Regions from separate parts of the Homo sapiens genome. Here all the other regions are linked to region 1. The links are chromatin contacts, found by Hi-C in ENCODE. All regions are on one chromosome and are shown on one strand. The core of a region is the stretch at or near the end of the contact, and the rest is flanking DNA. Distances in the headings are between cores, read along the strand shown. Region 1 holds the start of ARHGDIB (Rho GDP dissociation inhibitor beta). Region 2 has its middle 180 kb from the start of GRIN2B. Region 3 holds the start of EPS8 (EGFR pathway substrate 8, signaling adaptor).

Region 1 (3,598 bases), core at 990-3,489:
CATAAGAGGTCCGTGGTGATCTGAACACTGTGCCTGCCCTGCTCTAGGTATATTTCTCATTCACATGTAACTTCCACTTTACATTCCAACAATCTTGAGCTGCTTGCTTATAATACCCTGCATATCCCACATCATTTTGGGAGGCCAGGGCCGTGTTGCTGCTCATGTTTCTCCTCTACCTCGAGTGCCTTCTCTTTCACTCCCAACCCTTCGCTCATCAACTACTCAAAACCTACTCTCCCTCTTAACTGAGCGCAGTGGTCACTTCCTCCAAAAAGCCTTCCTTGATGTCCTTACATGTACTCTCAAAACACACCATGTATTTTTTCTTTTCCTATGCTGACAAAAAAAAAATTAAATTTGTCTGCTTCTGTCTTCCCCATTACATCTTTTAGCTACTTGAGGTCTAGGACTGTGTCTTGTTTATTTCTGTACCTTTCCGTGGCTCCTTGCATATGACCAGGAATTAAGTATATTTTGATAATTGGAGTCCTTTTAGAACTTTCTAAAATTATGAATGCTCTCTCATCCCCCAATAAATACATTAATCTATAATACAAATCTGTAAAATATGTATTGATTTTACAGATTTTTCTGGGAAGGGGTGCTCCCATACCCTCCGATATACACTGGGCTCTGGAGGGAAAAAAAAAGCCAGGTTTGCCTAGTGAGGTGTTCCCTAATAACATGAGAAATGAGTGGTGGAATAGAGACCATGCATTTACCATTTTTCATTTTTAAATATTTCTTGTTACAATTAATGTATTCTGCCTGTGTTATTTTAATTGTCTCCTAGGTACAACATAAGTTCCACAGGGCAGCAGAGATGTCGCCTGCGGTCTATTGCTGCACAAGGGAACTAGAACAGTACTTGAAAGAAAAGAGGTGCTCGATAAATGTTATGGAATGAATAAATGTATCCCCTCTTGAGGGTGCAGAGCTATAGAATGTGTAAGTTACTGCCTTCTGTGTAAATTAGGGTTTGCTTTGTTTTTACAATAAAGTTATGTACATTGTTTCAAGGGCTGTATTCTGTCTATGCTATTTTAAAATTTATAGAATAAAGTGGTATTAGGCTTTTAGTATTTTTGCTCATTTTAATTATATACTATTTTCCTTTTCATATTTTTCTAGGCTAATCTCTTCTCACGTGAAATGACTCCCTTGATTATTCCGATTTCATTGACTCTAAGTAGAAGGCAAACCCTGTGGTATCAATTTACAAAGGGAAATGAAGAAGATGCAGTACATTTAGGTGAAAACAAAATAAACGTCAGTTTCTCCAAATTTGTGTGCTTAGTCAGATCTAAATATATTGATGTAGTGTAAATACTGAATATTGAAATATTAACCTAAATAAGCATTTATTATTGGTAACAGCTACGGGAATATACAGCATGAATGTGACTTGGCTGCTTAAAAACTGTTCCTCAGATGGTTTAAACATGGCCTCCGAGACTTGTTCCCATTTAAATTACTTCATAAACCATTTCCTCAAATATGGTACAAAGTCTATTTTGGCACTTGTTAAGTTGTCACAAATTCTGAGTTGGAAGACTATGAATTAATGAAGTTTTACTTCCTTTTGTAATTTCTTTCCTAGGTTTCATCAAAGACAGTACTTTCGCTTGCTTGTTTGTTTCATTTGAAGAAAAATCAGCCAAAACTATTAAAAACAATATTTGACTGTTTGTAGTGCAATACAAAGCTACGTCTTGAAATTATAACCAACAAAACTCCAAAAATCTGTTTAAGGACACATTTTTAAATTTAGGACCGTAGTATATGCAGTTAACAATCATCATTTCTTAGCACTCTACATTCACTGCCAGCAAACTTTCAACGTATCTGGTTGATAATGAAGCTGGCGGGGACCCAGTGGGAACAGAAGTGAGTGGTACAAAGTAAAGCCGATGTGAATTTATTGCTACTGGTTTCAGGCTCCTTACCTCCATAGGCTTATGCACTGCAATGACCTGATTATCAGAAATACCCTCACAATTATTCATAATACCCATAGCTATAGGCTCCACACTCTTGCGTGTACATTCATGCATCTCCACGTCACACGGGCTGTCATGCTCGCACATGTGCCATTAATTGACAAGAATGCTGCTCAAGTTGGCTGATCAAGAGATAGGCAGTGCAAAGGAACAGGATTTGAGACAGCCCAGGGTTTCCTCTTCAAGTAGGTCTAAAACATTTTTTTTTCTCATTGACTTCCTTCCTGTTCTAACTGCCAGTACTCAGAAGTCAGAGTTGAGAGACAGAGGCACCCCGGACAGAGACGTGAAGCACTGAATGTAAGTTCAAATACCTCGGGCTGGGGAGGCTTCAGGTGGGCACAGAGCAAAGTCGGAAACCTCTAGACGGGGCTACCGCCCTCGACAGTTTATTATTTTTTTAGAGGGGCAGTTCTTCTTTAAAACAAACTTTATGATAAGAAATTGCTAAGGAGGCTGCAGAGAAGGGGAAGTTAGAGGAGGGAAGGGTAGCAGTGACTCAGGGGAGGAGGCTTAAAAAAGGAGGGTACAGGGTGCGCTGCAGCCCAGGAAGTGCAATCCTGAATATTCTCAGAAGGGCTCTGAGAACACGCACCGGGAGTGCCTGGAGGGGTTTCCTGCAAAGTAGGAGCAGGCACCTGGCCAGGCTTGGAAGAAAAAGACTGTAGATCCAAAATGATACGGTCTGTGCTGGTGGATGGTGGGTTGTGCTGGGGTGGAGATATGTGGTTTCCTGTTTTTAAGCAGACAATGTAAAAAGACTGGTTGAAAGAGAAAAAAAAATGGTTCAAAGCTGTCAAATATTAAACTGTCTTCCACTAAATAATTTTCTGGTGATATAAGAGAAATGCATAATGAAATCCTCCCTTAGAGTGCAGGGGCTTTATCCCTCAAAGAGGAAGTATGGTATAGCACATTGTTATGTACTCATGAGTCATACAGTGATAGAATTTCTACCACTGACAAAGGCTGTGTATTAAATTCCTGCAGTCGGATGGGCAGATCTTTGCTGTTGTTGTCAAAAATAATAATAGGGCTGGGCGTGGTGGCTCACGCCTGCAATCCCAGCACTTTGGGAGGCCGAGGCGGGTAGATCACCTGAGGTCAGGAGTTCAAGACCGGCTTGACCAACATGGTGAAACCCCATCTCTACTGAAAATACAAAATTAGCTGGGTGTGGTGGTGCATCCCTGTAATCCCAGTTATTTGGGAGGCTGAGGCAGGAGAATCACTTGAACCCAGGAGGCAGGGGTTGCAGTGAGCCAAGATCACGCCATTGCACTCCAGCATGGGCAACAAGAGCGAAACTCTGGCTCAAAAAATAAAAATATTAATAATGATAATAGCCCTTTAGGTATGAGATAACTAACAGCAAACATGGAAAACACCAAATAACGTATTAAGAGACAGGTTTGAGAAAAATTCAAGGGGGCCCAGCTAGGACAGCTGATCAGTGGGCCTTCAAAATGTCAAGGTCTGAATTTCAGCCACCATTAGGAGAAGTGCTTTAGGTATGACCTGAAATACTTTCTTCCCTTTTAGAGGACTTCCCAGCCAGCATGTTTCATAAACATAATCTGTAATTAAACTCTAGA
Region 2 (3,464 bases), core at 918-3,417, 800 kb after region 1:
TGTATATATTTCATATAAAATTAGGTTCAGCTGTGTTACAGAGGCCTAAAATGACAGTGGCTTTAAAAATAGAGATTTTTTTTTCCTTTTTCAAGTAGAAGGAGGTAGGCTGACCAGGGCTGGTGTGATTTTTCTACTTTGAAAATTTTCCAAGAATTCTGAATTCTTAGTTGCGCTTCTGTCATCTTGAGGCTGTGACCATTATCCTCATGATCCCAAACGCTAGCTATAGCTCCAGTCACTAACTTCACATCTTAAGAAGTAGTGTGTAAGAATGCTTGAAGAAGAAAGTGGATGGGGAAAGCAAAGGGTATTAGATCATGGCTTTTAAAGGAGGTCTCCAAACTACAGGGTGTCTCCATGTATATTCCATTGTCTAGAATTAGTCAAATGTTCAGACCTAGCTGCAATGCAGGATAGAAAGTGTATTCTTGATTCTCAGTGGACATTTGCTCAGCTGAGAATTGCAAATCTATTTGCAAATCTATAAAAGAATCGGTAGAAAGCATACTGGGGGACACTGGCACACATCTCCACATTATGCAACTTGTTTTTAAAACTGACTCAACTCATTGTGGTGTAAATCTGAATGATTGATTTGTCCAATAACTTCCACCAACTTTTCTCTGCCAAGTCACCACTTTCTCTTGGGAACCAGCTCCCTTAATGGTAGTTCAGTCTGATTTCTTTTACTTTGGTCACTTTGGGCTATTCAGAATAGTCTTGTTTCAGTTTGTGAGCCCTAGTCCTCTTCATTTTAAAACATTATCTTAATCTGTTCCTGCTGCTATAACAAAATACTGAGAGTGGATAATTTATAAATAACAGAAATATGGGCAGGCGCAGTGGCTCATGCCTGTAATCGCAGCACTTTGGGAGGCAGAGGCAGGCAGATCACAAGGTCAAGAGATTGAGGCCATCCTGGCCAACATGGTGAAACCCCATCTCTACTAAAAAATACACAAATTAGCTGGGGATAGTGTCACGTGCCTGTAGTCCCAGTTATTCGGGAAGCTGAGGCAGGAGAATCGCTTGAACCCAGGAGGTGGAGGTTGCAGTGAGCCGAGATCACGCCACTGCACTCCAGCTTGCTGACAGAGCAAGACTCCATCTCAAAAAAGAAAGAAGAAAAAAGAAAAACGGAAAAAGAAATATATTTTTCGCAGTTCTGGAGGCTGGGAAGTCCAAGACCAAGTTGCTGGCAGATTTGGTAGAAAGTAGAATTGCTCTGAGAATGTATTCAATAAAGAGTTTTAAATTTAGTAAAGGAGAAACAAGCAGAAAATTTGAATATTAAAATAAGACAGTTGCTTTTGGTGACGAATTACTTTGTATATACTGGTTAAACATTTTTGAGAGAGTGGAGATTCTACTTTCTACAGTAGCAACACAAATAAGCTCAAATAACCTGCTTTATTAGATTTACCACAAATAACAACATATCTGCTCTATTTGGCCAGAATTGTAGGTTTGTTATCACAGCAATTTTCTTAGTGTTATATATTTTTCAGTGGATGTTTTCCAACATGTTCTTGGGTTCACATTATAGTACAACATTACTCAGTTTATAAGCAAATTGAGAATTAATTATCTACATTTTATTTAAACAACAGTCTTGTAGATGTGTAGTATGAGTTACAGTAGCCAAGACAGCAAATCCTACAACATTCTGTTGTCTCATTAATTACCAGACATCATCTATACGTAACACCAAACAAATCTCTCAGATTTGATGTCTGGTAAAATTTCTCTCTCTGCTTTCAAGATGGTGCCCTGTTGCTGCATCTTTTGATGAGGACAAACTCTATGTCCTCACATAGCAGAAGAGAAGAAGGGGCAAACTCACTTCCTCAAGCCCTTTTGTAAGCACAAAATCTCATTCATAAAGGTGAAGTCCTTATGACTTAATCACCCTCCGATGGCCCCACTTTCTAATACCATCACCTTGTGTATTAGCTGCTAACATATGAATTTTGGAGGGATGCATACATTCAAATCATAACAAACATCTGTCTGATGCTTAATTCAAAGCTCTCTCACTCCTCTCTCCAGTTCAGGTTTCAGGGGCCTAGAGGAAGGGAGTGAACCCTCTTTAATTATCAGGCCCAGTGAAGCATTGAATTGTGACAGTGTGTGACAGCAGTCATGTTTCACTTCCCTTTGAGCTAAATCATTTCATCTTAAAGCCACCTGCTCTGTGGGCTCTAGAGTAACTGATGCCAAGTAGCCATAAAATGCATTGCACTGGACATCATAACTCATACACTGTAGTTCAACAACGTAAAGCCAATCACTAACCAATGTTAATTCCATAAATCAGTGAGAATTCCTGTCTAACAACTTTGTATCTGCCCACTCCTTCTCCCCTTTTGCCTTTAAAAACCTGCTTGTAACAAAGACTAAATAGAAGCACTCCTCAAGGCAGCTTAAATGTGTGTCCCAGGTAGCCATCCTCAACCTTGGCGCAAATAAACTCTCTATGTTAATTGTGCCTTTATTTCTTTCTTTAGGTCAACAGGGTGGCTGTCATCACCTGCTCTTTCCATCTCCCTCCTTCCTCCATTGCTTACCTCCCTGAGACTGAGTCAGGAACAAGGCTGAGGGATGCAGATGGTGGCACCTCCCCACGTTTCTTTTAATCATTCTCACTGTCTGGCTGGTTGCTTGAAGGGTAGTGGTTTGCCACTGGTAGTACTGGGAATGACTTTAGATGCTCCTGATAAGGCTCCATCCCAGGTGCTCTGTTGGCATTGGTATTGAGGACATCTGTCCTCCAAGGTTCCCTACTGAGGGTCTGCAGCAAATTGTAGAATCCATCTTCTGCATGCCTCAGGAAACAGAGACCCAAGGGAATCATCTGTGCCCCTCCCCCATCGAGCTATACCCCTGAGTCCTGCTCCTTGGTGCTCCTTCTCTTGCTCTGGGGCAGGTCAGCAAGCCCAGTGGCCTTAGGCGGTGGCTTCTTCTCCTCCTCCTCCTCCTTCTCCTTCTTTTTCTTCCTCCTCTTCCTCCTCCTCTTCTTCCTCTTCCTCCTCCTCCTCCTTCTTCCTATATGTTTGCATTATTTAATTTTTAAATTTTAACTTTTATTTTAAATGTGGAGGGTGCATGTGCAGGTTTGAACCCAGGTTGTGAGCATAGTAGCCAATAGGTAGTTTTTCAACTCACACACCACTCTTCCCTTGCCTCCCCTCTCTAGTAGTCCACAGTGTCCATGTTTGTCCGTGTGTGCTCAATGTTTAGTTCCCACCAATAAGTGAGAACAAGTGGTATTTGGTTTTCTGTTCCTGCATTAATTCACTCAGGATAATGACCTCCAGCTCCAACCATGTTGCTGCAAAGGACATGATTTCATTCTTTTTCATGGCTGTGTAGTATTCATTCCATGGTGTATATGTACCACATTTTCTTTATCTGATCCACCATTGATGGGCACCTAGGTTGATTCCATGTCTTTGCTATTG
Region 3 (3,736 bases), core at 427-2,926, 830 kb before region 1:
TCTCAGTGCACAATTTAGAGAGGAGAATGAAAATCAAAACACATTCAAAGCAAGGTGAATAGTGTGATTATGGCAGCTCACTGCTATTTGAAAAACACTTAAAAGAGAATTTTTGAAGAAATGTATTAGATCTGTTGGTTACTTAATAGTTGCCCCTACTATTTCAAGGCTTGCAGTGTCTATAAAGAATGAGATTCATATTGTGTTGTTCCTAGGGGCAGAACCAAGACCAGTAGTATCAGGGAAGTTGATTTGATGTTCATAAATGATACAGGCTATAGTGTTAAGCAGACCTGGTTGTTAATTCTGGCGTCAGCATTGGCTTTGGCAAAAAGAAGGAAACTTCTGGGTTTCATTTTCCTAATGTGTTTAATAGGTATAATAAGGCCCATCTCATTTTAAGGACTAGGAATAATGTGTGTAAGTTGCTCAGTTCCTGGCATAGGTAAATATTCAACAAATAATCATGGTTATATGTAATGATAAAAATAGAAATTTACAACATTGGAAATGTTCAAGTGGATAGTGGTCTGGTGGAAATATTGGAGAGAGTATTCCCACTTAAAATAGGGGACTGGACTTAGCCGTTATATCGATTCCAACTTTTAGAATGGTTTGAATGTCCACCTTGGCATGTTACGTCGTTTCTCCCTGACTGTGCTTTTATTTGCTTCACAAAGCAAGCAAGTCCAATCTCTTTTAACCAAGTTTAATTTATAGGCTTTCGTGGACTTCTGGAAGTCAACTGACTTCGAAGTTAGGACAGCATGGGGGGATTGGGGGAGTAGCTATGACAATGAGGAGTTTTAAGAGTGAGAAAACACAATGTCTATGAGAACATGGACTTCTCTTTTAGAGGCTCCATGAGCTACTCAGAGAGGAGGTTATGAGGGTTGGTTAAGGTACGAGAGGCACAAAGTGAAAGAAGCCTCCACTACTTCAAACCACATCAGGGCTTTTGGCAAGAGCTACATGAAAAATAGGCTCACAGGCAGCCTGGCGAGGCGGGTCTGGGCTTGCAGGCTGGCGCTAAGGACCGGCAGTTGGGAGACTCTCAGGGACCCGATGGAGGGCCTTGGGCACCACCAGTTTACCGCATGGGTTGGAGAGACAAAAAAAGAGGAGAGCGACAAAAGGGGGAAAATAGGTCCGATGATCAGAGGAGGAAGACGAAGGCTGGCTGGTCATTAGATGCGTCTTGTTTGCCGCCAAAGGGCAGGGGTTACGAGCTGTGCAGCCAGACTGGGTGTTGCAACCCGAGCGCTCCCTCCGCCCGGGGCGTCCATCCTCGCCGGGGGCGAAGCTCTCCACACGCTCTTTGCCCCTTCCTGCGCCTCCTGGCTGCTAGTCAGTCCTGTTAGGGCACTTCTGGAAACCTGCTGTCGACTCGCTGCCTTGGTCCGACTTTGATCGCGGCCTTGATAACTTGGCGCAGCGCCCCGTCTCCTTTCCTCCGGTCCCTCTCCCGCCCACCCGGCCTCACCGGCCACTTCGCCTCAAGCGCTGGAGTCGACCAGAACTCTGCGGCTCGGCTGCCGGCAAGACCCGGATAGCGGATTTCGCTCCTGGCTGCGGGGCGCGCACTCGCCCGCCCGCCCGCTCGCTCGTTCCTCGCGCGGGCACTGGGCATGCGCGGCGCGCGGTTGGCACTGGCTGCGAGCGGGCGGGCGGCTCCAGACTTCACAGGCAGCAGCTAGCGAGGCGGTCTCGCCCGGCGCGAGGCCGGCGCTGTGCTCGCCTCGGAGATCGCTGCTCTTTAGCTGGGTGCAGAAGGCGGCTCCGCGGCTCGCGGACGACTGGCTGGGCGCGAATCAGATTGGGGGGCTTTCTCCCGGTCCCCTCCCACCTCGTCTGGGCTCGCGGCGTCTCCGGGGAAAGCCGTGGCCCCGAGGGCGGATCCGAGGTAAGAGCCCCTTGGCGAAAGGCGCCGGTCCCGGGGTCCGGCGGCTTTGACTTTCTCGATTTTAAAAATCCGCCTTTGTGTGCTGGAATCGGAGCGGTGCCAGGAGCCGCGTCCGCCTCCCTTCACTTTGACTGCTTTCAACTGGTGTTGGCAGCCAGGTGCGGTAGGGCGCTGCGGCCGGAGGCGTCCGCTCGCCGGGTCCGGGCAAGCTGTGGGGCCCGTGCAGACCCGCGCCCAGGGCTCCGGGAGGCTGGGCAGGGAGGGTTCGCCGTGGCCCAGTGATATTCATGGTAACCTGAGCTTCCGCAGATACACCTGCGCTCATCTGGTCCGTGGGGCGACTGCAGACCGAGTATCCCGATCTCGGCTTATTACGTTAGACTTGGGATTTGTGCGCTGCTCTGCCAACCCGCCTCAAATGGGGAGGGGTTCTTTTCAAAATGACCCTTTAGGGCAGGGTCCCACCCCCGTTTACCCCCTCGAATTAACATAGCTAATTGTTTCGGAATCGTTGTCAATGCCTAATGGCTGTTGACTTTCTTAGCTTGCTCCACTTTACTCACCATTTTACTTTTGGGAAGACAGACGGCCTTTCTCCGGTTGTGGTCAGTTCATGCATTTGAAAGGGGTTTCCCCACCCATGTACTCCCTGCCCTCTCCGATGTTCTCACTCTTACTTTCCTTCCTAGGACTACCTGTTTGCAAAATCTTTGCACCGACCGTTCTCCGGCAGTGTTTCTCAAATCCTCCTCCTCCCATAGGGCCCGTAGTACTGTTGGAATCTCGCGGGGGGCAGGACGCCGTGGTTAGGATTTGAAATCCGCAGACATCTAGAGCGGTGAAGGATTAGGAATTAGAATCCTCCTTTACAAAATATGTTTCAGTGAAATGTGTTACTGCTTCTCTTTTCAAGGTTTCTTGCCTTAGATAGTAAGGGGAATAGGTAAAAGAGCTAATATGTTAGGATGAGTTCAGGTAAAACTTGATTTCAGATGTGTGAAGAGTGTGACTTTTTGGCTTTGTCATTTTTGGGAAATAGGAGAGTTAGGATTCCGGGCAATCTTCTTTATATTGAAAAAGCCCCTCAAAGTAACTGTGTTGTGTATTGCCTCTAGTTTATTTTCATTGAAAGGACTCCATTCTTCCACAGCTCCTTGGGTTCTGGAAAGTGAGCACTAGTAATGGACGTCATGTGGTAGTGAGTCTATTGGAATTAAAGTCAATGTCATCCTGTCTCACCTAGTATAGATTTTTTGTTTGGGATCGCAGTTTTCTAAACATATTGCTGTAGTTCTTAAGTTGCTGGTGTGGAAAATTTTTGGTCACGAATTCACACTTTTACTTACAATTTGACAGTTAAAACAGTATAGAATTGTCACATAAAGGGTAAGGTAGAATGTATCACAAATGCAATAGTGATAATATAATGCCTTTATTGCAGAATACACAGATTGAGACTTTGTAAGATTGCACCACAAGTCATTCACTTTATAGCAGAAAAAAAAGAAGGAAAATATAATTTGCTTTTAATTCTACTATTCTGAGATAACCGCTGTTTACAAGACTTGGTGCATTCTCTTTGTAATTTTTTTCACTTCCCAATGTCATTGAATATTATATAGTAATTTCCAGTAAGTGTAATTTAACTTATACTGTTAGTAGCCCCACTCTTAATAGGGTGATGTTTCTTTTGTTTCCTGTCAGGAACCTAATGTCTAATTTTGAATATTTTGCTTGTTTGTGATCAAACTTAAAGATTTATTTTGTTTTTATTTCTAGCTTTTTCCTGCTTTCAAGGTTTTATCAATACTGATTCTTTTCAGATACCAGTTC

What was found. A loop is a pair of places that touch in the nucleus more often than their neighbours do. Pooled maps may share reads with other maps.
Region 2: a loop to region 1 is called in a map of B cell, with 13 times the contacts of the local background. The contact joins the enhancer-like site here to the promoter of ARHGDIB in region 1. A Hi-C loop is called at or near these places in 2 of 168 maps with a recorded cell type or tissue (B cell and OCI-LY7), 14 of 37 single-sample maps with no recorded cell type and 6 of 50 pooled maps.
Region 3: a loop to region 1 is called in a map of GM12878, with 2.8 times the contacts of the local background. The contact joins the promoter of EPS8 here to the promoter of ARHGDIB in region 1. A Hi-C loop is called at or near these places in 1 of 168 maps with a recorded cell type or tissue (GM12878), 2 of 37 single-sample maps with no recorded cell type and 10 of 50 pooled maps.

Annotation. Positions count from the first base shown.
Region 1 is chr12:14,960,242-14,963,839 of GRCh38, reverse strand. ARHGDIB (Rho GDP dissociation inhibitor beta) reads left to right here and starts at 2,239. Exons shown (of 6, transcript NM_001175.7): 1 at 2,239-2,303. RefSeq lists an enhancer at 2,417-2,536.
Region 2 is chr12:14,155,979-14,159,442 of GRCh38, reverse strand. No RefSeq gene overlaps it. Among named protein-coding and RNA genes, the nearest start is that of GRIN2B, 180 kb to the right of the region's middle. Within about 2 kb of position 2,167, at least 2 of the 41 ENCODE cell types and tissues checked have a DNase peak (open chromatin) inside an H3K27ac peak, as active enhancers do; they include B cell and OCI-LY7, where a contact is called at or near this core.
Region 3 is chr12:15,787,328-15,791,063 of GRCh38, reverse strand. EPS8 (EGFR pathway substrate 8, signaling adaptor) reads left to right here and starts at 1,676. Exons shown (of 21, transcript NM_004447.6): 1 at 1,676-1,903. RefSeq lists silencers at 1,469-1,818, 2,079-2,198, 2,529-2,608.